Regions from separate parts of the Homo sapiens genome. Here regions 1 and 2 are each linked to region 3. A link is an interaction called in ENCODE POLR2A ChIA-PET data of the cell type or tissue named here. Cell type or tissue: GM12878. All regions are shown on one strand. Links, peaks and the distances in the headings refer to the core of each region. The heading gives the core; the rest is flanking DNA.

Region 1 (10,684 bases), core at 1,800-9,799, 660 kb after region 3:
TAGTCATTCTTCATGGTAGTTTACCTTGGAGTCATATGTGTGTTATTCATAATTGTATTTCCAGTGCTTAGTGCACAATAGGTGCTCAGCATGTTTATTGATTTGAATTGTTATCTTAGCTTTGACTCTGTATTTGGGCCTCTGCATTGTGTCCTCAGTTGTCCTTAATGATACATGACCCAGGGCTGATTTATCCAAATGCTGACCTTGCCCTCTCTTTCATGGAGTCACAGATCACCCTTCATATGGTACCTTTGTTCTGATAATACTAATTGTCATTATTGTTATTTTGATAATAATAGCTGCCATTGATTGATCACTTACTTTGTGTCAAGCATTGTGCTTAGCAATTTATGTAAATTATTTCATTTAATCCTCCCACAATATCTATAGGAGGTAGGTACTATTTTACAATGAGGAACCTGAGTTACTGAGAAGTTACATTACTTACCTGAGGTCATACAGCTAGTAAATGTCAAAGCTGACCTTTAAAACCAGTTCTGTCTGACTTCAAAGCTCTCTCAAGTGCCCTTTTGGTTATCTGGGGCCTTCCTGACAAGTGACTGTGCTGTAGTGGACTGATTATTTGTCTGCCCAGACTTTCTTCCTTTGGGCAGCTACTCTGTCCAATTCATGTGGTTTGGGTGGAGTTGACACTACCCAGGGATGATCATGTGATTCAGCCTTGGCCAATCCGAGCAGTCCCTCCACTTGACCAAGGGATTGGCTCAGGGGTTAGCATGTGATCCAGTCTGGCTCAATGGGACTCTTCTGCTGGCATTTAGGAAAGGGGGAGCTCTTCCTCTGGGATTTAACCTGGAGCGATGTAACCTGGAGCTACTGGTGGTCATTTTTCCCTGCTCCATGGAGGAAGCCGCAATACAAGAGAATGGGACCGTGCAGTGAGAAGCAGCACTGCACGGTGGTGAGAGCACACTCAGCATTGTTTGAAGTGCAGGAGTCAGCTGTGCCAGGACTTCTCGATTATGTGAGCCAATGTGTTCCTTTTGTTGTTGTTTGCTTAAATCTAATTATGTGCATTTGAAAGAACCCTGCTTATACCGGGTTTTCAGAAGATGAGTATTTTTGTCTTGGATTCCCTATGCTATTGTCTGTCTGCCCTTGGTCATCCACTACTTTTTTGGCCTTCGTGCCTACTTGGTGCCTTGCAGGCCTCTCATCCCTGTAGACTCTGCACCATGTTCAGCTTGCTGTGTCCCTTTTAGGTCAGTAAGCCCTGCCCTAGTGAAAGGAGGTGCCACACCCAACACCTCCTCACCAACAGCCCCCGCCCCTCCATCCTGCCCTATGGCATAGCCCACAAATGGATCTGGGTGGGAAAAGGATTTTGCCATGAGTGGAACATTAGAGAAATCTGTTCTTCATAGACATCGGAAAAATTACTCGTCAACCTACTCTTTGGATGCTGATCAAAGACTATTGAATGCTAACCTCATTTGGTCTCTGACACCATCTGGGATCTCAGCCAGTGTAGGCGGAGGCCTTGCCTCTTATCCCCAGTTTTTTTGGCCACCAGCCTTTCTAATCAACTGTCTTTCTATGTACTCTCAAGCCTCCTATGATTTTGAACTTCCATTCTTCTGCTGGCTGCCTTCCCAAATCTTTCCAGTGGCCCTTTGAGAGCATTGTTCCACTGTGAATCAACTCTCCCACACCAGAGCCTCCTCACAGAGTAACAGCATTGCCTTCCCTGTAGCTCTCTCTGCTGTAGCCTACTCCTAGCTTCCCTTTGCCACTTCTAGGGCATCACTTTTCTGCCTTCCTGCAAAACCCCTTTGTCCTTTAGGGTTCAAGCCATTCATGCAGGTACCCTCCTGGTCTCTCCTTTTGCCACCAACCTCTTTGTCATTCTCCCTGATTGACTCACCTGGTTCATGGTCATCTCTCCCAGCTCTGCTATCTCTGCATTCATAGATACAACCAACTTTTTATGTTTGCGTTAGTTGTGCAGTTGTCTTGGGGTTAATGGGAGTCGTTAATTATGGCAGGAGTGGAAAATAAGGGAGACTTCATAAAAGAGATTACGTATGATCAGGACCTTGAAAAATGAATAGGATTTCAATAGGTGGATAAAGAGGGAGGAGCCTTCCAGAGAGAACAACTCGAGCAGATACATGGGGATATGAAAAGACCTGGTACATTTGCTTGCTTGAGTCCTGGAAAACAAGTGGTAGGAAAGGAAAAGGGAACTCAGATTAAATTGGACATGATTAGGCCAGGCTCGGTGGCTCACGCCTATAATACCAGCGCTTTGGGGGGGCCTAGGCAGGTGGATCACCTGAGGTCGGGAGTTCAAGATCAGCCTGGTCAACATGGTGAAATCCTGTCTCTACTAAAACTACAAAAGTTAGCTGGGCATGGTGGTGCATGCCTGTGGTCCCAGCTACTCGGGATGCTGAGGCAGGAGAATTGTTTGAACCTGGGAGGTGGAGGAGGTTGCAGTAAGCTGAGATTGTGTCACTGCACTCCAGCCTGGGCAACAGAGCGAGACTCTGTCTCAAAAAAAAAAAAAAAAAGAATTGGACATGATTACATTTATTTAGGATTGAGGAATGACCCTAAGGAGTATGCAGGTGGAAGAATGCAAGAGAAAGAACAAAAAGAAGAGGGGCAGGATGATCTTGTAAATGACAGGATGAAAACTTTATTGGAGTGATTGTAAAAGGTGAGAAGGAGTAATTAAAACAGTTAAAGAAAGCTCATAATAAGACTACGGGCTTTAGAGAGAAGAGATAATAGAAGAAGAGGTGGAAGGATTTTCAGGACAGAGTAGTTATGTGGAAGCAGGGAGAAGGGCAGAGGAATGAGACAGGACAGCTGCTGCTAGGATGCCAGGAGACGACAGCTACATACTAGGTATGAATCAAGTTACTTAGCCGTTTTACTGCCTGATGAATAAAAAGTAAGATAACTTACGTATTTCATGATAGTAAAAATGACTTACATTATGTAAGCCTCAGATGTTTCCCAATCTGTGTTTTATAGACTACAACTCTGGGAGATGTTAACGAGGTTCAGGGGAAATAGAGTAAGTTCTATGATCAAATGAAGTTGGGAAGCGCTGCATTCTATATGATTCACCTATTAAAGCCCCTGAGAAATGCATACAAGGAACCAATTTGATGTTGTTTAACCCAGCTTTTCCCAAATATACTTGTCCATTCATTCATTTGTTCATTCATTCAACAAGCATGCAGTAAATGTGTGCTATGGTAGTATGTTTTGAGTACTCTGCTGGCCACTGGTCCTAGAGTAGAATAAAGTCACCCAGTGTTCCTACATTTATGAGATTATGGTCTAATATAAGCACATGTTATCATCCCACAGCTCCTAGTGTTCTGAGGAACATGATTTGGGAAGCCTTCAGTTAAGGTATTTAATATTGCTTTTTGTGCTCTGGAATGGAATGACATGGAGTGATTGTCTGCCTATATCTCTGCCTTTATGTCTCTATCTTACATCAGTACCTCTGCCTCTTCACAGAATGTTTCTTAGACCTGCTGCCTTGGGCAGGGATAGAGCTGATGACAAGGAAACTTTCAGGTCTGGGAAGTTGGTGACTCACCCAAGATCACCCAGCTAGTTAGTTGCAGAACCAGGGACAGAACCCAGCTCTTCTGGCTCTAGGTTCTGGTTCTGTGCTCATTTCTTTCTTGGTAAGAAGGGACAACTTGAAATGCTTGAAAATTAAAAAAAAAATTAAGCAGACTCAACAGACTCAGTGAGATACTATGGCCTTTGCCAATTTAATCAACAATAGCAGGATTGACTTAAGGATCAGCAGCACCACCACCACTACCACTATCATCATCATCACTAATGCTGAGTAATTACTATAATCCATGTGCCATACTAAGCACTTTATGTATATTTGCTTATTTAATTCTTACAACTCTGTGAAGTCATAATTATTACCCTATTTTATAAATCAGGAAGCAAGCTCAGAGAGGTAATTGTCGGTGTTTATACAACTAATAAGGAGCAGAGCAAAGCTTCCATTTTAGGCTGTTTTCAGAGTCCAGGCTGTGAACTGCGTTCTGTTATCTAGTGAAATGTTTTTTCTGCTTTAGTATTTTCCTCTCAGAATCAGTTGGTCTTTTCTCTCTTCCATTTTAGCTTGCCTTGCTTCTTCGTCTTTGTAAAAACCAGATCTTAGGATCTGATTTGTTTATTCTATGTCAGGTAGCATTCATCCAATATTTGCTTCTACTATTTCTTCTCTGTAAAACCCATAGTCTTATTATGAGCTTTCTGAAACCATTTTAATTACTCCTCCTCCCCTTTTGCAGTCACCCCAATAAAGTTTTGATCTTGTCATTTACAATATCATCCCACCCCTCTTCTTTTTATAATAAAGGCTGTTATTTCTCTTACATTCTTCCACTTGCATACTCCTTAGAGTCCTCCCTCAATCCTAAGTAAATACAATCATGTCCAATTCAATCTGAGTATTTAATGAATAATATGTGAAGGAACTGCTTTAGGAGCTGAGGACCCAGTGGTGAATGCACAGAACAGGTTCCTTTCCTGTGAAACTTACAACCAGTGGGGAGAGTGCACAAGAAAAACAACACATAATCAAGAAAAGTGTCACACAGAGATAAGTACCATGGAAAGAATTAAAACAGGATAACATAGTGAGAATAACTGGCTGTCTACTTTAGACTGGGTAGTCAAAGGAAGGTCTTTTTTTGTGGAAGTGAATTTAAACTAAAATTTGAGTTATAAGAAGAAAACTGCAAGAGAGAAATGGGTGGGGAGGAGGGAGAAAGAAAATGGAGCACTCTTCCAGGTAGAGAGAACATTATGTGCCAAGACCCCAGCCATGAGTTTGCAGTGTTTGAAGAATAGGAAGAAGGCTGGTGTGGTTGAATCATAGTGGGCCATTGGGGAGTGGTACTAGATGCGGTTAGAGAAGTAGGTCATATACTAGGTTAAGGAGTATGGGTTTTAGTTTAAGTGCATTGGGTAGGCGTTGGAGGATTTTAGCAGGGCTGATGACATAGACTGATTTATGTTTTTTAATGAATGTATTTACTGATGCATGGAAAAATGATTATAAGGAGATAAGAAGGAAGTACTGAGACCCATTAGGAGGATATTCCAGTAGTCCTGATGCGGGATAATGATGGCTCTATTAGTTATTGCCACAGTAATCCTGTGTAACAAACAGTCCCATAAATTCAGCAGCATACAACAATTAGGATTTATTTTTGCTCATGAGTATAGGATGTCTGGGTAATTCTGCTGATCTTGGCTGGGCTTGGTTGATCTTAACTGGGCTTGCCCATGTGTCTGTGGTCCACTGTGGGTTAGGTAGGCAGCTCTGCAATATTGCCTGGGTTCTCTGATATGTTTGAGGGGCCAGCTGGCTGTCAACTAGTATAGGGATGGTCTCAGCTGAGATGTTTGGATCAACTCTGCTCTCCTCCATATGTACATTACATCCCTCTAGTAGGCTAGTTTGGGCTTACCCTCAGGCTGGACAGTTGGATTCTCACGGTGATCGCAAAGAAGCAAGAGAGGAAGTAGAAACAAACGCACACGTTTTAAGGACTCAGCTTGTGTCAAGTTTGCTACTGTCCCATTGGTCAAAGTAAGTTACATAGGTATATCCATAGTCAGTGTGGGAGGGCATTGCCAAAGAACAGGAATTCAGACAGGTGTGAAAAGATACAAGGAGATATGAAAAATTGGGGCCATTATTCCAATCAATCTATTGCACTCATGGGAGAGTAGTGAAGAATGAGAATCTTGAATAGGTTCAGGAAATATTTAGGGGTACAGTCCAAAGAACATGCTGATGAATTAGATTTGAGTATGAGAGAAAAGAATGAATCAGAGCTAATGCCTAGATACTTGGCTGAGCAGCTGGGGAGATTATGAGGCCATTTACTTGGATACTGGATGAAGAGCAAAATTTAGGGGACTATCTAGAGCTCTGTGTTAAGTGGTGTTGTGTTTGAGATACCTGCTAGATATTTAAATAAAGATGTTAGGGTTGCAGTTGGATACAGCAATCTGAGGTTCTGGAGAATGTCAAAGCTAAAGATGTAGATTTTGGAGTTATCAGCCTATAGATGGCTCAGCTGGAATTCCAGGATGCATGCCTTGGCTGGGATCTACTGAAATCCATCAGCCAGTCACCCTGAAGTCTTCTAGTCTATGCGTAACTGATAAGACTCACATTGTGCTTTGAATGTGCTTTTCTATTTCACTAGTTTAAAATATTAGTGTCTACTTGTATAATTTGTGCTGTGAACTGAAAACTACAGTTTTCCCACTCTGCCATGTACAGCCTTCTGATTTGGCAGAAATAATACTGAAAGGACACCTGCCAGGGTCTTAGTAATTCTTAGTTATAGTAATCTGAGACATTTCAGCTCAGGGTTAGCAGAAAGATCATGAAGTCAAGAAGCAGGGCTTAAATCAGATGAAGTTGGAATCTCCAAAGGTAATTACTTCCTTTGTGAAGCCATAGGTCTTTGGGACTGTTTCCTGTTACCTTGGGCCATTCAGCCAAGTACACCATAAAATACTTGGCCTATCAGGAAGGCACATACTAGCATTTAAAAAATTTTACAAACGTGCTGTTTAAATTATATTACACAATATTACCATGAACATAAGATTTACATTTCTGTCACATACTGGAGAGTGTATCTTAAACTGAATTTCACTCAAGTTTTGCCAAAAGTGGTCTTGAGATAATATTTAACAGATACAGACCAAGGATCATATTCCTGATTTACCTATTTCTGTACTTTATTCCTATTTCTTGAATTAACCAGATAGCAACCTATTTAGCTCAGCCCAGGTAGGAATGCCTTTACTAAGGCTTTATTTACTAAGCCATTATGAAATGTTAATATAAGAAGTAGCCTGTTGAGGAGCACTTTTGTGATTTCTGCCCAAACTGCTGTTGAAGACATTTTGTAATATCTTTCATTATCTTTTATGATCCCATAAACTGGTTTCTCTTTGGAGTTTAGTGACAGGGAAAATTTTTCTTTTGATAAGCTGGTGTGTAATTTATCATAAACATTATTATTCTATGAAGCATTCAAAAAATTCTTTAATCTCTGATATTTTGAGAAGCTCCAAACTTGACACACGATTACACAAAATGTTTCAGATTTCTGGTTTTCAGTGTGTAGTAGAATTGAAGCATATATGAATTAGGGGAATTCAACTCTGTGGGCCAGCCAAAAAAAAAAAAAAAGAAAGAGGAGACAAAGAGAGAGAAACAACAATGTAAAGAGTGCAGATGAACCTATTCATCTTTCCACCTGATGAGTATACACCCCAGAAGGGGTGTGTACTGGAGGCGTGTGAACCTGGTGCTCTCTTTGTCTGCCTGAGTCTGCAGAGGATATCCATGAGCATCTCACAGTGCTCAATGTGATTTGTGGTTAAAGATACATACCTTGTTATACAAACTGACCCCTAGGCCCATGCCAGATACTTTAGTCCCAAACCAGAAAACCTAAAATTGATTATTCTGTGGGCTGGATTGTTTGCAAAAAGGCCTGCATCATTCCCCTCCCAGTGTCTGCTCACCTTGAGTAGTCACCTCCCGTACTGACGCTGGGCTTGTGACTTGCTTTTGCCAGTGAAACAAGAGCAAATAAATGTAAAGCATTCAGAGACATGCAATGTGCTGTGTACTGGGTGCGTGCTCTCTCTTACTGCACTTAGGACCCTGAGGACTGTAGGAGCAAGCCCAAGTTGTCCTGTTCAAGAAGCCACGTGTGCCCTGGCTGATAGCTTATAATTGCCAGAAGCGTGAATGAGGCCACCCTAGATATCCAGGCCAGGAAAGCCCAACTGACCTGCAGAATCATGAGAAACAATATGTTTTTATTATTTGTACACCACTAATTATGGAGTGGGTTTTGTTTTTGTTCTAATCAAAAGCTAACTGATAGAACTTCCAGTGCTTCTGGACATTTCTGCTGATACTGTGTTGGACATATCCAGAGAGAGTGTATCAGTCTGCAGTGTGACCTGTGTCTCCTGTGGAAGACTCAAGGCTAATTGACTGTGTTCAGTTTTTACCCTATGTGCTGACTGAGAACCAACCCCTGCATAAGTCTGAGTTCCACTCTGTTTTCCACTTTCTGCCTTTTGGTTTCTGACTCCTCCTTTTAGTTTTAATTCTTGTCTGTATATTTACATGTTGTACATGTATTGTTTCTTAAATTACTTTTATTGAGAATAAATTCAATTAACATAAAATTTGCCATTTAAATCGTTTTACAGAGTAGTCTAGTGATTTTTACTATATTTATGATGCTATGCGTCATCGCCACTATCTAATTCCAGAAGATTACCATTATCTCAGAAAGAAACCCCACACCTCCATATCAGTAACCCACTTTCAGCCTGTGTGGATTTACCTACTCTAGACATTTAATGTAAAAGTAATCAGTACAACTTGTTGCCGTTTCTATCTGGCTTCTTTTATCCAACATAATGTTTTCAAGGTTCATTCAAGTTGTACCATGTATCAGTATTTCATTCCTTTTTAGGGTAGAATAATATCATATTTCATTGTATGAATATATAAATTTTGTTTATTCATTCATCAGTTGGCAGACATTGGGTTGTTTTCACTTTTTGGCTGTTGTGAGTAGTACTGCCATGAGCATTCACATACAAGTTTTTGTGTGAATGTGTTTTTAATTCTGTTGGGTATATACCTAGGAGTGGAAATGCTGAGTCATACGAAAATTCTATGTTTAACTTTTGAGGAACTGCCAAACTATTTTTCACAGTGCCTGTACCATTTTACATTTCCAGCAGCAATGTGTGAGGGTTCTGATTTCTCCACATTCTTGCTAATACTTGTTCAGTTTCTATTTTTTGGATTATATTCCTCCTAGTGTGTATGAAGTGGTATCTCGTCGTTTCAATTTGCATTTCCATAGTGACTAATGGTGTTGAAATTTTTTTATATGTTTGCTGACCATTCATATATGTTTTTGGAGAAATGTCTATTCAAATCCTTCACCCATTTTAACACTGGGTTGTCTTTTTCTTGTTTAACGGTAAGTGTTCTTTATATATTCTGGATACTAGACCATTATCAGATATATCATTTGCAAATATGTTTTTCATTCTGTGGGAACTTCTTGTAACCTTCTTCAATAATGTCACGCAAAAATTTTTAAGTTGATGAAGTCCTACTTACCTATTTTTCTTTTCTTGCTTATGCTTTTGATGTCATATTTAAGAAACCATTGCTTAATCTAAGGTCATGAAAATTTGTACCTATGTTTTCTTCTAAGAGTTCTACAATTTTAGTTCTTTAATTAAATCTTTGATCCATTTTGAGTTAATTTTTGTATATGGTGTGAGGTAGAGGTCCAAATTTATTTGTATCCAGTTATCCCTATACCATTGTTGAAAATATTTTTCTTTCCGCATTGGATGGTCTTGACATCTTGGTCAAAAATAATTGACCACAGTTGTGTGATTTTATTTCTGGACCCTTAATTCTGTATTGTTGATCTATATATCTATCCTTATGGAGTACTACACAGTTTTGATTGCTATGCCATTAGAGTAAATTTTAAAATTGGGAGTGTGAGTCCTCCAATTTTGTTCTTTTTTTTTTTTCAAGATAGTTTTGTCTATTAATTTTACTATATGGGTTTTAGAATCACCTTGTCCAGTTCTGCAGAAAAGGTTGTTGGGATTTTAATAGAGAATTCATTGAATCTGTAGATCCATTTGGGAAGCATTGCCATTTTAACAATATCATGTCTTTCATCCACGAATGTGGGATGTCTTTCCATTTATTTAAGTCTTTTTAAATTTATTTCTACAATGTTTTGTAGTTTGCCGTGCAAAAATCTCATTCTTCCTTGGTTAAATTTTGTTCCTGCATTTTTTTTTATTGAAACATGTCTCAATTTCTCTCTGTAGGTAGACAAGATAAAAATGATAAATCCGTAAAAATAATTTTTCTTGTTTTGAGATGGAGTATCACTCTTGTTACGCAGGCTGGAGTGCAGTGGCGTGATCTCGGCTCACTGCACTCTCTACCTCCCATGTTCAAGTGATTCTTGTGCCACAGCCTCCCGAGTAGCTGGGATTACAGGTGTGTGCCACCATGCCAGGATAATTTTGTATTTTTAATAGAGATGGGTTTCACCATGCTGGTCAGGCCGGTCTCAAACTCCTGATCTCAAGTGATCTACCCTCCTCTGCCTCCCAAAGTGCTGGGATTACAGGCATGAGCCACGGTGCTTGGCCCAAAGTAAATGTTTTTAATGTAGCTCTTCAGCTATTTTAATGTAGCCAGACTTTTTTCCTAGAAGTCGGGGAATGAGGATACTAGATTTCTAGTCTCAAAGGTGTTATTATTATGTTTATAATTTTGGCTATATTATCTTAGCTTTTATTTATTCATTTATAAAATTGTACCTGTCAAAGTGCCATCTACTCTGTCCATTTTAATGTTTTAGCGATTAATAGTAATAGTAATGCTATGAAGATTAAGTTAAAACAGTAATACTGATAGCAAGCACTTAAATGGCATCTATGTGCCAGGTAACTATTCTAAGTGTTTTCTGTGTATAAACTTACTTAATGAAATTAAATACTGGGTGGGGTGAAGCTTTAAAGGACTGTGTGATTTTTTTGTGTATGTGTGTTT
Region 2 (10,684 bases), core at 955-8,954, 370 kb after region 3:
TTCACATCTGCACACCACTATCCTCAATGAGGTTGACATCTCAGTGGAGCAGGATGGAAAAGTCAAAACCCTCATGGAATTCATTACCTCAAGGTAACACTGGCAGCTCTTATCATCCCAGCAGTGTATGTGTTAAGTCATTCTTTCATTGATCAGGTATTATGAGCCATATTTTTGTTGTCTGAAATACCATTGATGTGAAATACACAGGTTTGTATTGCACAGTATTTTGAAAATTAGGATGCAATCAAAGACTCTTTTGTGCCAGTGCAGTTATACCTCAGGACTTTAATCATATCTGGCTATTTAATGGCCAAAGAGAATGAGTATTATCTGAATATATATTTCACTTTTATTAGCTACATTATCATTCAGTCATCAAATATTTATTTATGGTCTACTCTTTGCAAGACACAATAAGTAGAGAGGGAATATAGGTGGGGAGAAAGGGCATGGTATTCCATTGCAAGAACAAAATCACAGGAGCACAAGAAAACCATGTGTTTGGAAATGGTGAGGAATCCACTCTGACTGTAATGCAGAGAAAAGAGAGTTGTTCTAGACAATTATGGAAAGCTTGGGAGAGTTCAAACTGGCGGGCCATGAAGCCCAGGCCATAAGGTTGTAGATTATATTGAAAATCATTAAGCTGGGAGGAGGGTGGGAGGCATCATTTAATAAGTATGTGGAGAAAATCAGCCCCATAACAGCGTGTAGGATGCATTAGAGGTGGAAGGAACCAGAAGCAGTGCGTAGCAGGTTCTCAGGGCACTTTGGGCCTGTGTTAATAAAGAGCTTAACTGAGGTGGTGGCCAAGAACACAAAGACGTTTTGAAGAAAGAATCAAGAGGACATTACTCTGTCCTAAACTTTCCCTGTAGTTTTAGCTAGTAAATTATTCTCATTGCATTTCACCAGCAAATTATTTTCTTTGCATTACAATCTAAATACAGATTATATTTTGACCTGGAACACATAAGCAGTAACCAATATGCTTCACACTTGGCAAAATTTGGCATCTTTTTCTACTACGTCTGAGAGAATTTGACTGGTCTGTTGCTAGACACTGAAATGAGATCTTTCTCTCCTTGCTGTAGATCATTACATATTCATGTGCCTAAGTAGTAGTAGACTGTGACCTATTTATTCAACTACCATCCTTTCTAATTGTAAAGGTGTAATTTAGGCAAGTGTGAGTACAACTGTTAATCACAAGTGAAAATCCAAGGAAATTACATCTGTTCTCTGTTTTCAGAAAAAGAGGGCCCCTTTGGAACCATGAGGATGTTTCTGCCAAGAATCCTAGCATAAAGAGTGCTGAACAGTTAACTACATTTTTGAAACATGTGGTTTCTGTTTTTAAGCAGTCAAGCTCAGGTATCTTTTAAGAAATATTTTAGTTTTAGTGACATTTTAATGTGATGTCAATTTCTGATAATGCTTAGCAAAAAGTTAATAGTTGATATTGTGATACCTCTAAAAGTTTTAGACTTTTAATTTATTAATGATAACAGATCTGTTTTCACTGAAGAAAAATTAAGTTACTACTTAAAAATGAGTGCTATCTATGAAATGCTAGGCTCCTTAGTTTTGTGTTTGATGGCATCATAAAATTACAATACAATTGCGTATTATGAAAAAATACATTAAACGGACGTATATAGAAATTGGAAACTTAAAAAAAATTGTGCTGGTATAGTCTTCAGTAATCTAAAATTCAACACATTCTGAAAATCATAGTCAAATTGTATATGTCTAGAGCAGTGGTTCTCAACTAGGGGACATTTGGCAATGTCTAGAGACAGTGTCACCGTTATGGGTTGGGGGCAAGGGGTTACTACTGGTATCTGGTGGGTTGAGGCCAGAGACACTGCTAAACATCATACCCTGCTCAGGGCAGCCCTTCCAGCAAAGAATTTTCTGGCTTATAAGGTCAGTAGTGCCAAGGTTGAGAAACCCTGGTCTGAAGGATTGCTTCCGTAAAGATTAAAGGGTCATCTAAAATGCAAATGGAGTTTAAGCAAAGAAAAAGCATTGACTTATAAAATGTGAGAGCCAGGAAGTGTGCTAGCTGCTAGCTTTAAGATGATTCACTTCTGATTATAACCCCATTAGTATTCTAAAGAACAAGAACAACCTACTCGTTTCCTTTGCATTCACAGAAGGAATTCATCTGGAACATCATCTTAGTGAAGTTGCTCTGCAAACAGCACTTTCCTGTTCTTCTCGACACTATGCTGGGAGATCCTTTCAGATTTTCAGGGCCCTAAAGCAGCCTCTCACTGCAACTACACTTTCTGATGTTCTCTCCAGACTTGTAGAAACTGTAGGGGATCCAGGAGAAGATGCACAGGTATTTCCTTATATTCTTTCAGCAGTTATTGAGCAGCTACTAGTTGTCAAGGATTTATTGTCCATATAGATTGCTATAGCTAGAGCAAGATAATGGGCATCTAGAATTATAGTCAGATGTTGAGCAGGCAAAGAATTAAGAGACAAAGTTAGTTTTGTAATTAATATCAAATAACCTACTAATTAAATCAACTATTCTAGTGCCTATCAGAAAAAGCTTTACACTCGCCCACTCACACAACACCCCACCCCCAAGATCTTAACCTGGGATGATCACAAGGTAAAAAAGATAGGAAGTTAAATTTAAATGTAAAGTGGAGCATTGAATTTTATGCTTTAAGATAAATGAACTGTTGCACTAGAGAACTTCAGTTTGTACAGATGAATGACTTTATTAACGCTGTTATAAATATCAGGGATACAGTGATCAATGAGACAAAGTTCCTAACATTCTAGAGCTCATATTCTATTGAGGGAAACAAACCTTTAGTCTTCCAATTATACATAACATAATTTATCCTACTGATAATGCTGTGAATATAATAAGATAATAAGATTAAAGGAGAAGGAATTGTTTTACATATGATAATCCATCTGAGAAGGTGATTTTTGAAGAGATACTGAAATGAAGTAGGTTCTGTTTATGATCTGGGGAAGAATATTTCAGGCATAGGAAAATAGGACTAACAGGTGCAAAGGTCCTGAGGCAGAAGCAGTAGGGCTTTTCTGAGGAACATCAAGAAAATTGGTGTCGCTAGAATACATTGCAGGATGTGTTGCAGGAAATTGATGAGGTAGGTAGGTTCAAATCACGTAAGGCCTAGTAAGCCCTGGTAAGAGGCAGGACTTCACTCTGAATTGATGGGAAACTACTCAGACATTTTGAGGGAAGGAAGGTGATGGATGTGATTTCTTTTTTAAAAAACTCATTCTGACATTGGGGTGAAATCTGTAGGGAGGGCAAGAGTGGAGGCAAGAGAGGGCAGGAGGTTAAGAGTCCAGCTGAAATGGTGGTAGCTTAGATTAAGGGAAGTTATGGAGGTAGAGGAAAGTGGTCAGATTTTTAATGTGTATTTTAAAAGTGATATTTTCAGCCAGGCACTGTGGCTCACACCTATAATCCCAGCACTTTGGGAGGCTGAAACGGGTGGATCACCTGAGATCAAGAGTTCGAGACCACCCTGGCCAACATGGCGAAATCTGTCTCTACTAAAAATACAAAAATTAGCTAGGTGTGCAGGCGCATGCCTGTAGTCCCAGCTACTCGGGAGGCTGAGGCAGGAGAATCACTTGAATCCGGGAGGCAGAGGTTGCATTGAGCCAAGATTGCACCACTGCACTCCAGCCTGGGCAATAGAGCAAGACTACGTCTCAAATACAAACAAACAAACAAAAGTAATATTTTCAAGACTTGCTGGTGGATTCAGTTTAGATGTGAAAGAAACAAGGATGGTTCCTAGATTTCTGACCTGAGCAATTTTGAGTAAATTGTGGCACCATTACAATCAATTTATACACCATTGATTGGATGAGTTTGCATCAATCAGCAAGATCATGTTGCTCAAGAGTTTAATCATTTTGTAACATAACATGGAGTTTGTTCTATTTTAAAATCCCATTAGGAAGTCCATTGCAGTTTCTTTATTCCAGAGCATAATTAATTAAAATCTGCCTTTTTCCCCCCAGGGATTTGTGATTGAGCTTCTTCTCACATTGGAATCTGCAATTGATACTTTGGCTGAAACCATGAAGCATTATGATCTTCTTTCTGCCCTTTCTCAGTAAGAATTTAAACCAGGCAACCTAATATAGAGAGAACTTGAATAGCTAACTACATATAGCTATAACTTTTAAAATTCTAATATTGTTAGTAAGCACAATACTGCCCAAATTAGATGGATTACCAGTGGGGAGATGGGCCGCAGACAGTGAGGACTTGTGAAAAATCCAAGTGCTGATTTTAGCAGTGCTGTTCTTCTTCTAATGTGCTGGTTAGAGATCTTTCTAATGCACCACTTCATTCCTGCCACATTCAGGATTCAGCATCCTGTTTCTCCCCCAGCTGTCTGGGAGCCTTAAGGCTCTCCCACCTTTCACATATTGTTCCTTCTCCCTGCAGCAGCCTCTCTCCCCACTTTTTCTACCTTGCAAGCCCAGAATTGACTAGTCCTTCAAGTCCCATCCCAAATGTCACTTCCTAGCTAAGCATTTCTAACTCCTTCAGGGTAGTGCTAATTATTCCATCCTTTGGGTTCTCATAGTGATTTTTTCATATTGTAATAATAGCAATTAGCAGGCTATAAATTTATCCATTTACATATCTATCCCCTCTTTCAAAAGACTTGTCTAATATTCCTTCCTTTTCTATACAGCTGGCAAACATAAAAAGCATTCAGTCAATATTTTCTTAATAAAAATTGGATGTGAGGAAGGAGGAGAAATCGAAAATTTTTGAGCTTAGTTCTTTTGAAAAGAGTGTGTCATTGACAGAAATAGGGACATCAGGACCATCAAGTTTGAGGACAAGACAAATGAAGTCAGCTTTGGACATAATGTATGCCTAAATCTCAGAGCTGAACGTTGTTAGCGATTACTATAGCAGAATTTTCTCAGCAAGTAGAGCCTCCTTTCAACTCAAAGGAAACTGTTAGCCACAAGAGAAAAGATACTGTTGTACATTTTCTTTGAATTTGAAGGGAAAACTGAAATTTGATTCAACAAAGTCAGATATACTGAAAAATGATTTTTCTGGTACCAGTTACTATTTTTCAGTGTTTTCAGAAGTAAAATTAATTTAGCAAAAGAAGTGACTGGGTATGCATTCATCTATTCTTTCTTTTTTTTAAGAACCTCATATCATGATCCTATAATGGGAAACAAGTATGCAGCTAACAGGAAAAGCACTGGACAACTCAATCTAAGCACAAGTCCCATTAATAGTAGCAGTTATTTGGGATATAACAGTAATGCAAGAAGTAACTCTTTGAGATTAAGTTTGATTGGTGACCGACGAGGTGACCGGCGGCGGAGTAACACACTGGATATAATGGATGGACGGATAAACCATAGCAGTAGTTTAGCAAGGACTAGAAGCCTTTCCTCTCTAAGAGAGAAAGGAATGTATGACGTGCAGTCCACTACTGAGCCTACCAACTTGATGGCCACCATTTTTTGGATAGCAGCATCTTTATTAGAATCAGATTATGAATATGAATACCTCCTGGCTCTCAGGCTTCTCAACAAACTGCTTATCCATTTGCCTTTGGATAAATCAGAGAGTCGAGAGAAGATTGAAAATGTACAAAGCAAATTGAAATGGACTAATTTTCCAGGACTTCAGCAGCTCTTCCTTAAGGGTTTTACCTCAGCATCTACACAAGAAATGACCGTGCACCTCCTCAGTAAACTCATTTCTGTCTCCAAACATACATTGGTGGATCCTTCCCAATTGTCAGGTGATGTTAATATAATTGCACCAGCACTTTGCATTTTATGCAGTAAAATGTAAACTAATCATTTGTTTTGAAATCTACTAATTTCTGCTTTTTGCAAATAGTCATAGTTTTTATACGCTAGGTAGCTTAAATTATTTGGTAAAAGCCAAAAAAGAATTAGAAGATCGAATATCCCAGGAAATGAAAAGAAAATGGTTTCTGTGAACCATCTAAAAAAATAACTTTAACTTTTAAAATAATGTGCAATAAAATTGGTTATTGTTTGCTTTTTTTTGTTTTGATAGGCTTTCCTCTTAACATCCTTTGCTTATTGCCTCACTTAATCCAGCATTTTGACAGCCCAACTCAGTTTTGCAAAGAAACAGCTAGTCGAATAGCAAAGGTAAGCAAATGTTATGCTGAAAGGTAACACTATAGGGAAATTATTTTGTAGTCTATGTTAAAGGAGGGGGAAATCTCTTAAAACTCCTTTTATTGTCACTTCCCATATGAATTTTGCATTTAAATTTTTATTTTTATGCACATAAAGGACTTGCATAGTAATGGCGTAAGTTACAACTGCTCAAATGACAGTAAATAAAATTATTTAGTTAGAGTAACACTCCTCTGAGTCTGAGTCTTTTTCTGCTCTTTTTCCATACTTCTGCCTCTCTGTCTGTTTCTCATTCATTCGTTTATTTACTACCAAATATTTACTGAGCACTGGGTTAGATGCTACAAATACATGATAAGCAAAGTAGATAGTGTACTTTATCATGGGGAATGCAGTGAAGTAAATAGACAGTAATCAGAGAGTCTGATTTGGTATTTTATCGGGGCAGGGGGAGGGTGGGGGGCAGAATACTCAAGGAGCACACAAAACAGAAGTCTTCCTAGAGGAAGTGATATCTAAGCTGACTTAGATCACTATCGAAGAATGGATAGGAATAAACCAAAGTAAGGTCCCTGGATGAGAGGCAAAGAGTGGAGTTCAGGGTTTGAAGTTTTCTAGGCAGAAGAAATTACAGATGCAGAGGTTCTGAGGAAGAAGAGGGCATAATATATTTTAGGATTTGGAAAATTCTCTGTCCCTTTTTGTTTGCCTTTTTTCCTCTTAACAGTCTTTCTCTTCATCTTCTCTCTCTACTCCATTCTTTTTTTATTCCTTATTTGGCTCTTTTACCTTCAAAAATCATACTGTTTTAGAAACAGTGGTGTAGCTGTTTGTAAATCATCTGTTAACATTTGTTTAAAAGTATTATGGCTCAATGTTAGAAGAATGTGATTTTGACATTTTATATATTTTTATAAATCATCTGTTAACATTTGTTTAAAAGTGTTATAGCTCTTAACCTTCATGTTAAAAGAATGTGATTTTGACATTTTATATTTTTAATAGTCCCCTCTCAAGAACAATAAGGAACTGTCAAACAGCCTGCCTTTTGCTTAAATATAATTCATAACTTTTTTCAGTCAGTCATTGAGTCTGGAGGAAAAAAGGCTTTTCAGACTGAAAATATAAACAGTTCTAAGAGGGAGTTATATAAATTTACAAGTAGCATACATGTAATAGGAAATTTGGTGAACTGGGGGAGGTGAGTGAATAGCAAGATAAGTAAAAGAACTTGGCTAAAGCACCAGGAGAAAAAAAAAAAGGAAGTTTTTTTCTACAGAAGAGAACAAGCAAATAAAATCCCCAGAAAAAGCTTTTTATGTAAGCAATTTTTTTTAAAAGCTGGGATTTGATTAACAAGTAGCACAGCAAGGGGAAAGAGCAAGCATGCAGGAAGCCAAATAAAACCCCCACCTTTCCATGGCCCAGATTGCAGCACTGCTAAGTACACATTTATCTCCAGGTGCCAGCATAGTAAAGAAAGAAAATACTGGCAACCCAATGAATCCCATTAGCATTAATAAGAGTAAGAACCTTTTCACTGTCTTGATAAATAACATTTAATAAATGATGTGAAAATATTTAATAAAATATGCTCTTAACACCATCCCCAATTAAATTTCTAAATAAATTAGATAGGGAAAGATTCTTAATATAATTATTCTAAAAGCATGTATTTTAAAAGAGCCATTATTTTAGCTAATGGAAACATCTTCGTTTCTTTAATAAAAATGGTGGTGGTAGGAAGTAAGCCAAAAATAAGTCTTTTATTCTTGGTTTTTATTAAACTAATCCAATAGAACATTAAATATCAAGAGAGGGTGAAAATTATGACTATTAGAAATATTGCCTTTTGAAAATGATTACTCGCCTAAAACCAACTGCCTGTATTTGCATTAATAAAGTCTAATCGTAATACAAAATTTATTAAAATAACTTTCATTTTAATATTTTAGTGACACATGATTAGAAAATTTGTGTAAACAAAGTTTTTTTCCCTACCTGAGGGGTTGGAAAGCAAATATAAGGGGGAAAGTGTATATTGGTTTACTTGGGGGTTTCAAGAAAATAAAAGGCATAAATCCCCTAAAAAGGGAAGTAGAAGTATTTAAGAGTGGCAGCTGAAATGTGTTGAATGATTACTGCCTGCTAAATGCTGGGATAACTAAGGAGTGTGGCCTCCTAGCCTGAAGGATGTTACAGCTCCTTGAATATCGAGCTGCTGATATCGTGACCACAGTAGGGCCATGGAAATTCCCAAATATCTTTTATGTTTTTAAGAAATCAGATATGGCCTTCTGTGATTCATAAATTGTTTTTAAGTCTGTTTTCTTCCTGTTGGACAGCACACAAAGGTTCCCTCTCCGTATGCTTTTAGCAACCTGCAGGATGTGAATTAAATTGGTTCCTTAATTATTCTCCCACTTATAACTGTAGAGAGTAATTTTCTGCCATTATGTGCTCCTTCATTATGCAAATATCCCTAGTTCTACTGTTTGTGCCTTTGGAGAGCACAGAATTTCAAAATGAGGCAACACTTAGGACAAATATTTTTCTCTTTAGTGATTCGTTATGGCAAAAATAGTATGCTAAAAAAGTTTGTTATAAAACACACTCTTTTTGGATCGTATTTTAACCTGGCATTTCAAAAATTCCAAAATTAAATCTGTCACTTGTTCTATTATAAAATTGCACAGCAGATATTCCAAGGAATTTTCTCCCTTTTCAAAAAATAAGTTTTTTAAAATCATTCCTTAAAAAAATTATTTAAGAATGTAAGAATTCTCTAAGAATGTTTTATTCTTCAGGAAAGTTTTTTATGTTTTAAAGAATTTAACAACTTGAGAAGTTATAAAATTATGCGATTTTTAATAATATGTTAAATTATTATATTTTGAAATGCAAATAAGAGATACCAACCCATTTTTTCTTTTTCTTTCTGGTGTCTGTTTTATGGGCAAAACACTACTGCATGAAATCAGCTGGTTTTAATGATTGTATAAAATAACTTCCCAGGTACTACTGTGTTAATAGTCTATGCACGACCTTGCATAACCTTTATATTTTGTGCTTGTTCCATGATAATGTCCAAATGATGAATTTGAGGCCCTCCAAGCCTATTAAACATCTTCCGAATTACCAAAATTAGTGATATTCATTTGAAAGTTGAAGATGTATATATTTAAAAGGACAGTTTCTTTACCAAATGCTGTAGGTAGTTGTAAAAATACATACAAAACATCCATAAGATAGAAGAATAAGGAAAAGGAAAACTAAAAGCAGAAATGACAATGAGGTTAGCCTTTTATGACAGATTGGTATGTAAGAGTAGCATGGCCTTTTTCCAGTTCTGCATAGCTCAGGTGTCCCCTGGGAGAGGCCAGGGAACATCCTCACCAATAACCCAGGGAACAAACAGACTAAGAAGTGCATTCAGTCAGTAAAATTCCCCCCAAACATTAGTTGGTTCAGATTCTTTAATATTGTATCAAACAAACATGAGAGTCAGTACATTTTGGAGTAGCCTTTAAAAGATTGGCCGAGGATCTTAGAGCTTTAGGTGATTTCCGGAAGAGCAGTTTGAGGTCCACCATGCAGACTGTCATCCATTGGAGATTCTGGACTCCAGATTTCATCAGAGCCCCAGTGATGTCCTTTGACTGTCACACATGTTGAGGCTGTTTGCAACTGACTGCTCTACTGAGATACCCCGGGCACAGCTGGAGGCTGAAGCATTTCCTCCCAGTCACAGCAGCTCGGAGCCTCCCTGAGAATTCCCTAGTTATATCTGCCTGTGTAGTCACTTGTGCACTGATCCATCCTGGGTTTGACAAAGCAATTCCAAAATGATGTCCCGAGTTCACACCATACATGGTTTCTGCCAGAGACAGTTTACAGATCTTCAGACTGAAGAAGGCCGTACTATTTAGTACCCACAAAGACATTAATCCTCTTTCTGTATTAGCTCTTACTATTCTGTGAAGAATGCCTTGTGCTTTTTTTCTCGTTTCACTTTTCTAACGTATTGAAGTAAAATGCATTAAAACCAATATACATCTAAATTATTTCATTAAGCGAATACATTTAGCATAAAATCAAGTTAAACTTGTGTCTTTATTTTAGGTGAATGAAATAATTTTATTTGTTTTCTAGGTTTGTGCAGAAGAAAAATGCCCAACACTTGTCAATCTGGCACACATGATGAGTTTGTACAGTACACACACGTATTCCAGAGACTGTTCTAACTGGATCAATGTCGTGTGCAGATACCTGCATGACTCCTTCTCAGATACAACATTTAATCTTGTGACTTATCTTGCAGAGGTAAATTTACCAAAAATATTTTCTTATTTACTATATATATATGTGTGTGTGTGTGTGTGTGTGTGTGTGTATGTGTATATATATACACATATATATATTTTAACTACTCTGTGGCACCTTATCAAGTTGATTTATATGCAGAAGCAGCACTGGTATTAACTGATATTCAAATTGTCTGACA
Region 3 (10,684 bases), core at 1,427-9,426:
TTGGTTCCAAGTCTTTGCTATTGTAAATAGTGCTGCAATAAACATATGTGTGCATGTGTCTTTATAGTAGAATGATTTATAATCCTTTGGGTATATACCCAGTAACAGGATTGCTGGGTCAAATGGTATTTCTGGTTCTAGATCCTTGAGGAATTGCCACACTGTCTTCCACAATGGTTGAACTAATTTATACTCCCACCAACAGTGTAAAAGCATTCCTATTTCTCCGCATCCTCTCCAGCATCTGTTGTTTCCAGACTTTTTAATAATCGCCATTTTTTTTTAATATGGAGTCTCACTCTATCGCCCAGGCTGGAGTGCAGTGGTGCGATCTCAGCTCATTGCAACCTCTGCCGCCCAGGTTCAAGCAATTCTCTTGCCTCAGCCTCCCGAGTAGCTGGAATTACAGGTGCCTGCCTCTGCGCCCTGCTAATTTTTGTATTTTTAGTAGACACAGGGTTTCACCATCTTGGTCAGGCTGGTCTTGAACTCCTGACCTTGTGATCCACCCACCTCAGCCTCCCAAAGTGTTGGGATTACAGGCATGAGGCACCGCGCCCGGCCAACAATCGCCATTATAACTGGCATGAGATGGTATCTCATTGTGGTTTTGATTTGCATTTCTCTAATGACCAGCAATGATGAGCTTTTTTTCATATGTTTGTTGGTCTCATAAATGTCTTCTTTTGAGAAGTGTCTGTTCATATCCTTCGCCCACTTTTTGATGGGGTTGTTTGTTTTTTTCTTGTAAATTTGCTTAAGTTCCTTGTAGATTCTGGATATTAGGCCTTTGTCAGATGGATTGACTGCAAAAATTTTCTCCCATTCTGTAGGTTGACTGTTCACTCTGATAATAGTTTCTTTCACTGAGCAGAAGCTCTTTAGTTTAATAAGATCTCGTTTGTCAATTATGGCTTTTGTTGCAGTTGCTTTTGGTGTTTTAGTCATGAAGTCTTTGCCAATGACTTCCACACAGGGAGGGGAACATCACGCACCAGGGCCTGTTGGGGGGTAGGGGGAAAGGAGAGGGAGAGCATTAGGACAAATACCTAATGCATATGGAGCTTAAAACCTAGATGATGAGTTGATAGATGCAGCAAACCACCGTGGCATATGTATACCTATGTAACAAATCTGCATGTTCAGCATATGTATCCCAGAACTTAAAGTAAAATTAAAAACAAATAAATAAATAAAATAAAATTTTAAAATGCCATTTTAACATGTAACGTTCCTATTAAAAGCTTTTATCTGGAAAAAAATTAAAAGGAAAGAAAGGAAAAAGGAAGTGAGGGAGGGAGGGGCACAGGAGGGATGGAGAGAGGGGAAAGAAAGACAGTGAGCCTCTTGAAATAAAGGACCATGTATTATTCACTTTTTATTTTGTGCCTCATTAAATTCATTCATCATCATTACCATTTGTGAGTTCATACAACGTACCAGTTACTGAAAAAGATCAGTGCTTGACTGCCCTCACCATTAAGGAGCTCACAGTCAGACAGAATGCCAATGAATGACATCAATGGTTGTAACAGTGTAAGGACAGCCAAAGGACAGTAGGGCCACACTGCTCTGAAACTCATCACTGTAGAGCCCAGGTTAAAATTCTACTGTCACTTCCTGGCTGCATGACTGAGTAAGTTATTAGCACCACTCATGGGACTGCTATGGGGATGAAGTTAAAAGATGATGAAAGCCTGGGCAATATAGCAAAACCCTGTCTCTACAAAAAAAAAAAATTAATTAATTAGCTGGTGTGGTGGTGCATGCCTGTAGTCTCATCCACATGGGAGGCTGAGGCAGGAGGATTGCTTGAGCCTGGAAGTAGAGGCTGCAGTGAGCCATGATTACATCACTGCTCTCCAGCCTGGGCAACAGAGAGAGACCCTGCAAAAAGAAAGGGAAGGGAAGGGAAGGGAAGGGGAGGGGAGGGGAGGGGAGGGGAGAGAGAGGAAGGAAGGAAGGAAGGAGGGAGGGAAGGAAGGAAGGAAGGAAGGAAGGAAGGAAGGAAGGAAGGAAGGAAGGAAGGGAGGGAAGGAAGGAAAGAAGGAAGGAAGGGAAGGGAAGGGAAGGGAAGGGAGGGAGGGAGGGAGGGAGGGAGAGCCAGGCATGGTGATACACACCTATAGTTCTAGCTACTCAGGAGGCTGAGGCAGGAGGATTACTTGAGCCCAGGAGTCCCAGGCTGTAGTGTGCCATTATTGGGCCTGTGAATAGTCACTGCACTCCAGCCTGAGCAACATAGCAAGACTCCCATCTCTAAAAAGAAAAAAAAATAATAAGGTCATGGGAGACCAGAAGCGCAGCTGACACATATGCATAACAGGTATCCCCTGCAGAGTGCGATGGGAGCACAGAAGGTGAGAAACTAAACTTGAGTCTGCAAGGCATCCACGAGGAGGTGACCTCAGAGCCCAGTCTTCAAGAATGAGTAAGAGAGAGGTGGAGAAGCAGAGGAAGGCTGATTCAGGCTGGCTCTCCAGTGCACATAAAAGCATGAAAGGAGAGAACATGAGTCACTCCAGAGGGCCCTGGGAGGGCCTCAGATAGCTGCATTGGAGAGGCAGGCAGGAGCTGAATCACTCAGGGCCCTGCTAATGAATTCAGATCTTGGCTAAGGTCAGTGTAGGGCTGTGGAAAGAGTTTAAGCTGAAACCTGCCATGGACGGTTTGGCACTTTCTAAATCAACCACATTTTTCATAGCATTAGCCAGTGATAATCAATTTTGGATCAGGTCATGATCCGGAGGCCCTGCAGGATGCAGAAGCAAAGCCTAAGAAAGGCTCTGTTGAGGGCCATAGACTTCTACGGCAATGTATATTTATTATAATTCTTTGGGAATTGATATATCCTTTGTGGAAAAGACTCATGTCTTTTTCTATTATCTTTGAAAGTGCTAGAACAATACATGGACACATCAGATTTGCCCAACAAATACCAATTGGTCATAACCGATGCACGTTACATATGATGACTTCTTGCTATTTAAGGTAGTCAATGGCCTATTTGGTGGAAAGTAGAGATGAGGGTGGGGGCCTGGACTGCACTCCAGCCTGAGCAACATAACAAGACTCCCATCTCTAAAAAGAAAAAAAAATAATAAGGTCATGGGAGACCAGAAGCGCAGCTGTCACATATGCATAACAGGTATAACATCTTGCATACCATAGCAAGATGTTAAAGGACAAATGCCACTTAGGTTATGTGTCCATTACACTGACTTCAGTGTAATGGAGGGTTGTTCATTTAAATCACAAAACCTGTTCTGTTCAAACCAGCTGATTTTTTCTGATTTCTGGTAATGCAATGTGAAATTAGCAATAGAATTATATTCCCTTTAATTTGGAGGTGGAAAAAGGAGTGAAAAGGAAATAAGACACACTTTGGTGGGGAGAAAACCAGTGAATCCATGGAGGAATGTGGTCTGGAGGATCTACTAGGGAAATGAACCATCCAAAACAACAGTATCTTGACAGTCATTGAACCTAGGCTCACTTATTCATTCATTCATTCATTCATTCATTCAACAAATATTTATTGAGCCCCTTCTATATCCAAGATGCTACACAATGGTGAACAAAACTGACACCATCTTGTTCTGAACCTCATGAAGATTACTCTGCAGCAGGGAAAATATGCTTTATATAAATGAACACACTAATAAGTACATAATGAGTTGTGATAAGTGCTATGAAGGAAAACAATAGTGTCCTGTGCTATGAAAAAGAAGAAAGGCCTGCCTTAGGCTGGGGTCAAGGAAGATTTTCCTGAGGAACAGTCAAAAAGAAGGAGTAGGAAAAAGCCAGGACAGGACCAATCGGGAGAGGCTGCAGGCAGGGGAGGGCCTCCAGTGGAAAAGAGCTGTGTGAATCTGAGAAACAACAAGTTGGAGGTGTGGATCGGGGAGGCGTGAGGAGGAAGCGGCCACAGGTACAGGGACCAATTCGCACAATAGGAAAAGGTGAGAAATGAAGAGGGCCTTCAGTGGAGATCCACAGCCTCTCTCCAAGTCAACACACTCAGTCAGTCCTGGCAGCTCAGCCCAGAAAACTTTGTCAGCCATGGCTGGGGTAACTGTGTCCAGAGGTGTTTGAACAAGAGCCACTCCATCTTGAATAGGGACTGAGTAAAATAAGGCTGAAACCTACTGGGCTGCCTTCCCAGGTGGTTCAGCATTCTTAGTCACAGGATGAGATAGAAGGTTGGCACAAGGTACAGGTCACAAAGACTTTGCTGATGAAACAGGACTCAGTAAAGAAGCCAGCCAAGACCCACCAAAATCAAGATGGTCATGAAAGTGACCTCTGGTCGTCCTCATTACTCATTAAATGCTAATTTTAATGCATTAGCCTGATAAAAGACCCTCCCACCAGGGCCATGACAGTTTACAAGTGCCATGGCAACGTCAGAAAGTTACCCTATATGGTCTAAAAAGTGAAGGAACCCTCAGTTCCGGGAATTGCCCACCCTTTTCCTGGAAAATTCATGAATAATCCACCCCTTGTTTAGCATAGAATCAAGAAATAACTACCAGTATAATTAGCTAAGCAGCCCACACAGCTGCTCTGCCAGTGGAGTAGCCATTCTTTTTTGTTGTTGTTCTTCTTGTTTTTTGTTTTTTTTTTGTTTTTTTTTTTTTTGAGACAGAGTCTGGCTCTGTCGCCCAAGCTGGAGTGCAGTGGCGCAATCTCGGCTCACTGCAACCTCTGCCTCCGGAGTTCAAGCGATTCTCCTGCCTCAGCCTCCCGAGTAGCTGGGATTACAGGCATAGAGCACCATGCCTGGCTAACTTTTCGTATTTTTAGTAGAGAGAGTGTTTCACCATGTTGGCCAGGCTGGTCTGAACTCCTGAGCTCAAGTGATCTGCCTGCCTTTGCCTCCCAAAGTGTTGGGATTATGGGCGTGAGCCACCGCACCCGGCCTGTTTTCTATACTTCCTTAATAAACTTGCTCTCACTCTACGGACTCACCCCGAATTCTTTCTTGCGAGAAGTCCAAGAACCCTCGCTTGGGGTCTGGATCGGGACCCCTCTCCGGTAACAAGTGATATCGGTATTAAAGGTACCCCCACATGTCAAAGGCTTCCCTCCACAAGTCAGAGTTGGGGAGGGACAGGAGGCAGCAGGGGACCGACAAAGAGCAATGGAAAGAGAAGGCCTGGGAGCCAAGCAGGCCTGGGGTTGACTCCAGGCTCCCTTAGTGGCCTGCACAACTCAGATGACCCGTCTGTGAAGTGCAGGTCACAGTGGGCACCACACACGGCTGCAGAAAGGAGTGCAAAGGTGATGCCCACGCCTGGCCTAGGGCGGGGGCGCAATACATGGCTGTTGCGGCTGTGATTGCTGGAGGAAGGGAGTCATTTGGAAGGCACAAAGGAACTAGAACCTACTCGGTGTCGGGACAAGCCTCAAGGATGGGGCAGGGGTTCCGGCAAGAGCTGGGTTCCAGCCTGGGTTGCCACCAACAGCGAAAGTGACTGCCAGGTGGCAGTAGGGTGACTTCACCAGCTTAAGTGCTTAGCGGGCAGGCGAGGGGGCGGAGCAAGAGAAGAAAACACAAAGGGCCGGAAGGAAGCCGGGGAGACAGGTGGGGTACTCGGGAAGCTGGAGCGGGCCGGCGGTGCAGTCACGGGGGAGCGAGGCCTGCTGGGCTTGGCAACGAGGGACTCGGCCTCGGAGGCGACCCAGACCACACAGGTGAGCCCCCGCCCCGGGGAGTGTTGACGGCGGGAGGGGGTGGCCTCGGGGGAACGCGGCGCCGCAGGGCAGTCCTTCGAAGGCCGCGCGGTGCAGCGGTGGCCGCCCCCCACTCTCCCCTAACTCGGACCCCGGCGGCCCCGGCACGGGCGAGGGGCTGGGGAGCTTGGGGTGGCGCTGGCTGCTTCTGGCCAGGGATGGCAGCGGACTCCAGTAGGCTGACTCCCGGCTTCCCCGACCGCATCAGAAAGTGCAGTGTCCCCCGTCCGCCGTCCAGCCCTGCAGGCGCCCCCCTCCAAGCCATCCTAAGAAGCACCCCCGCCCCCCATGCTGGGGCGCGCCCTCCTCCGCACATTCGTCGGTCAGCACCCACGAACCCACGGGTCCCTTCCCCACCACTGAGGAAACAGAGGGTCCCCGGACCACCCCAGCGTGGGGGGTGGGAGCTACACCTGCAAGGCAAGACCCTCGGAAGGCTTGCTTTTAGGTGCAGACTGAGGACTAAGTGGGTGCCAGGGGACCTGGCCACCGAAGCTGAGAGGTATATTTGCCTCCCAATATAGGGCAGCGGCCTAATGGCTAAGCAAAGATAATCTAATTTGGCGTGGTCAGCAAAGACTTCCTGGGAGTGCTCAGGAAATGGAAGGTGTGCAGGGGCTTTATGGACGTATCCCTCATCCTCATCCTCATCCTAGTCTTCATTCCTGCAAGAGCCCCTCACCATTGTTGTGTCCATTATGCCCAATTAACAGTGGAGAAAGCTGAGGCAGAGACGGATTAAGTCATTTGCACCAAAGGGATCGCAGGGGTAAAGAGTCACGATTTGAACTCTGGTCTCTCTGACCCCAGTACTTTCCCGTGCAGGGCACCGTGCTGCCCCTGTAATCACATTAGACACCTGTGATGAAACTTGGTGCGAGTACGGGTCCCCTTGGCTCAAATGCCTCAAAGTTTAGTAACTGATGTAGGAAACAGAATTGTATATAAGAGGTTCATTTTGCAGAAGAAAAGCAGAGGTAGAGGTAGAGTTCAGGGCTGCAGAATGCAGTGGCCACTGGGGGCAGGAGGAGGCTCAAAGTCCACCTGGATTATGTCCATCATTGCCAAATCCAGGGTCCACTTTTCTAAGCCATGTGATGGTGTTGATGATTCACTCCCTCCTTCAGAAATTCCCTCCCCTCTGTATCAGCTATTCCTTCTCAGTCATTTCCTTGGCCTGCTTTTTTTTTTTTAATCTTTCTTCTCTTTTCGATATTCCCTTGGGCTCAGTGTTCATATTCTCCAGTACTGTTTTTAGACACATTTATTAAAGTTCCCTGCTTTAACTCTCATCTCTATGATGGCAGCTCCCAACTTCATCTCTCTAGCCTACCCCTGTTCTGGAACTCTAGACCCAAATCGTCAAATATTAACAGTGGCTAATTCCACTGTTTGCCCCCACAGGCACCCAAATCCAACATTTCCAAACCCAAATTTAGCATCTCTATCAAAGATGCTAAATTCCCACCAGGGTCTTTGTTCACGTCCCTGTAACTCCTTGTCTGGACTAGTGTACCACCTTCCAACCTGGTCCTCCTGCCCCAGAGTCCATCTACCCTCCACAGATCCTCCTGAAAGCTTAGGAGTCCTAGTTCCTTTGTGACATGACTAGATGGAATGGACCCTGCTTTCTTTTCTTCCTTAGCATCCCATGCATACTTTTCATGTTGTGTAACTGTTGACTTGTCTATCTCCCCTTTTGGACTGTGAATTCCTTCACAGCGGTGATCTTGTCTTATCCTTCTTCATATCCCCTGGCCTGGCACATAATCGACACTCAGTGCACAGTGTGGTATTTCCACTCTATTCTAAATCTGATCTGTCCCCATTAGTGAGTGCATGTATGTGTGCTGGTGGAAGAGGAGCACTGGAAGTTGAGTTTGCAGATGGACTAATGACAAAAGGAAAAACACATTTTCCAAATAACTCCAGTGGATCCTCAGGATGCTTTTAAGCTTGATGCAAACATTTAGTCATGGCATAGTGATTCTCTTCTACCTTCCTTAGACACTGGGTCAAGGAGTAAGCAGAGGATAAACAACTGGAAGGAGAGCAAGCACAAAGTCATCATGGCTTCAGCGTCTGCTCGTGGAAACCAAGATAAAGATGCCCATTTTCCACCACCAAGCAAGCAGGTATACTTTTATATTTATTGATCGATTCATTGATTGAGACACGATCTCACACTGTCACCCAGACTGGAGTGCAGTGGTGCAGTCATGGCTCACTGCAGTCTCGAACTGCTGGATTAAGTGATCCTCCTACTTGAGCTTCTCACTTAACTGGGATGACAGGTGCAGGCCCACATGCCTGGCTAATTTTTTTTGTGGTTAGACATGAGGTCTCACTATATTGCCCAAGCTGGTCTCAAACACCTGGCCTCAATTAATCCTCCTATCTAGGCCTGCCAAAGTGCTGGGATTACAGGCGTGAGCCACCATGCCTGGTCAGGTATACTTTTAATTGCAGGACCTGCCATCTGAAAAAATATATATCATAGGATTTTTATTAAATTTCAACTTTAACCAGTCATCTTATTTTTTTCAGTCTGGCACTTTGTTGGATGGGCTTAGGGAAAATAGGATGGGGAAGGAAAGTGTGTTTTCAGCTGCTTTGAAAAGAAGCTGAAATTTAAAATTTAAAATTTAAAATTTTATTTACAAAACTCTTTCTTGGCTGGGCGCGGTGGCTCACGCCTGTAATCCCAGCACTTTGGGAGGCCGAGGCGGGTGGATCACGAGGTCAAGAGATCGAGACCATCCTGGCCAACATAGTGAAATCCCATCTCTACTAAAAATACAAAAAAATAGCCGGGCATGGTGGCTGGTGCCTGTAGTCCCAGCTACTCAGGAGGCTGAGGCAGGAGAATGGCATGAACCCAGGAGGCGGAGCTTGCAGTGAGCCGAGATCAGGCCGCTGCACTCCAGCCTGGCAACAGAGCGAGACTCTGTCTCAAAAAAAAGAAAAAAAAAAAAAAAAAAAACCCTTTCTTTACTCTTTCCTGTTTGTAATCCAGCCTTACTAACTCTTAGATGAACTGTCAGTGACTGAAGAGGTTTCTGATAGCAGAGCAAAACTCTTAATAGACTCTAACAGAGTGATACATGTTGCTTATTTATTTTTATTTATCCTTTCATTTATTTTTTAGAGATGGGGGTCTCATTATATTGCCCAGGCTGGTCTCAAACTCCTGAGCTCAAATGATCCTCCCACCTCAGCCTCCCAAAGTGCTGAGATTACAGGCAATATTTTGCTTATTTTTTTACATTTATATTACTGTAAGTAATCACACTAATCCTATGCTGCTGACAGGTGTTCCTGTTCAGGGTGGCAGAGTCCTTTATTACTAATTAGCTAGCAGATTGAGAACCCAAGTGTTAACATGGAAACAATTTTTCAACTTGTTAGGAATGGATATTGTGTATTTCAGGAATACATCAATGAAGAAAAGAGAAAGCATTTGATGGGTCAATGGCGTTCATGTTCAAGCTAAAAATAGTGTAATAGCAGTAATGTTTAAGGAGCAAAGTTTAGGCGAGGCAAACAGACAAATGATAGAAAGTCACAAGGAGAATTATTTGGACACCTGAGTTGCCTCTGTGAAATGGAGAGTCATCAAACATTCATGGCTATACAGAAAATGATAACCAGAGATCCTTTTTTTTTGAGATGGAGTCTCACTCTGTCATCCAGGCTAGAGTGCTATGGAACAATCTTGGCTCACTGCAACCTCCACCTCCTGGGTTCAAGCAATTCTCCTACCTCAGCCTCCCGAGTAGCTGGGATTATAGGCACCTGCCGCCATGCCTGACTAATTGTTGCATTTTTAGTAGAGATGAAGTTTCACCATGTTGGCGAGGCTGGTCTGGAACTCCTGACCTCAAGTGATCTGCCCGCCTCAGCCTCCCAAAGCCTGGGATTACAGGCTGATGGCAGGACTGGAAGCAATTGTGATAGCCAGGGTGTGTGCATTTGTTTATTAAGGGGAGGCAGTCCTTATTTCTGCCCCAGGCACAGCCAAGAGCAAGAGCAAATATTCACCCTGGGCATCTGGAGGCATGCCTGTGCTAAGTAAGGAAGGTAAGTGGAGACTGAGAGCAACTCCTTCTCCTGCTGCTGTGACTCACCCTGGGACTTACTGCATCTTTGCACTGTGCCTTGGGGAGTTGCAGGGAAAGAAGAGGGAGGTTGCCCATTTGGACTGTTTGTAGAGCTCCACAGACACTGGTGCCAGAGGGTTTCTCCACCCCTTTTATTGACATCATGCATGTAAAGTGCTTGGCACAGGACCAGGCCCATACAAAGTGCTCAAGAAATGGTGACCATCTGTACATTGACATCTATTACACAGAAAGAGTCTAAAAAAGACAGTGGCAAGATCAGCACAATCAAACTACACTTCAAGAGTTAAGGAGCTGCACCTCAACCAGAAAAACACTAAAACCTTGGAGATAAATGGCAAATAACACACATAAATAATTCACAAACAAGGAAATATGAGTGTGACTTCTATAGTAAGGAACAAGTTAAATTTAAAAAAAAAACTTAATGGGGCTAGGCATGGTGACTCATACCTGTAACCCCAGCACTTTGGGAAGCCAAAGCGGGACAAACACTTGAGTCCAGGGGTTCAAGACCAGCCTGAGACACATAGTGAGAACGCCCCCCCCACGCCTCCCCCAGCTCTATTAAAAAAATGGTTTTTTCAATTAGCTGGGCATGATGGTGTGCACCTATAGTCCCAGCTACTCAGGAGGCTGAGGTGGGAGGTTAACTTGAGCCCAGGAGTTCGAGGCTGCAGTGAGCTATGATGGCACCACTATACTCCAGCCTGGGTGACAGAGCGAGACCCTGTCTCTAAAAAAAATAAAAATAAAATGGTCAAAATGGCAAATGTTATATGTATTTTTCCACAAAAAAATTAATGAGCCAATATATAACAAAAGAT

What was found. Peaks named below come from ENCODE experiments on the same cell type or tissue, not always from the same donor. Only the 100,000 strongest peaks of a DNase experiment are listed, where the experiment ranks them.
Region 1: POLR2A ChIA-PET joins it to region 3 with 5 read pairs; 1 of 35 experiments calls an interaction of 5 or more read pairs at or near these places.
Region 2: POLR2A ChIA-PET joins it to region 3 with 9 read pairs; 2 of 35 experiments call an interaction of 5 or more read pairs at or near these places.

What each region holds. Positions count from the first base shown.
Region 1 is chr4:48,245,426-48,256,109 of GRCh38, reverse strand. All of the region lies in intron 1 of TEC (tec protein tyrosine kinase), which reads left to right. Among named protein-coding and RNA genes, the nearest start is that of TEC, 19 kb to the left of the region's middle. In GM12878, for the core only: no CTCF peak of the experiment used is centred there; DNase peaks (open chromatin) are centred at 8,124 and 8,729; H3K4me3 peaks cover 444 bases; H3K27ac peaks cover 3,269 bases.
Region 2 is chr4:48,535,476-48,546,159 of GRCh38, reverse strand. It overlaps FRYL (FRY like transcription coactivator), which reads left to right. Exons shown (of 64, transcript NM_015030.2): 42 at 1-93; 43 at 1,256-1,377; 44 at 2,163-2,353; 45 at 4,039-4,133; 46 at 5,200-5,807; 47 at 6,092-6,189; 48 at 10,333-10,503. Among named protein-coding and RNA genes, the nearest start is that of ZAR1, 51 kb to the right of the region's middle. In GM12878, for the core only: no CTCF peak of the experiment used is centred there; no DNase peak of the experiment used is centred there.
Region 3 is chr4:48,901,671-48,912,354 of GRCh38, reverse strand. OCIAD2 (OCIA domain containing 2) reads left to right here and starts at 5,581. Exons shown (of 7, transcript NM_001014446.3): 1 at 5,581-5,697; 2 at 7,744-7,871. The coding sequence starts at 7,806. RefSeq lists an enhancer at 5,274-5,353 and a silencer at 5,644-5,903. In GM12878, for the core only: a CTCF peak has its summit at 5,470; a DNase peak (open chromatin) is centred at 5,504; H3K4me3 peaks cover 1,522 bases; H3K27ac peaks cover 680 bases.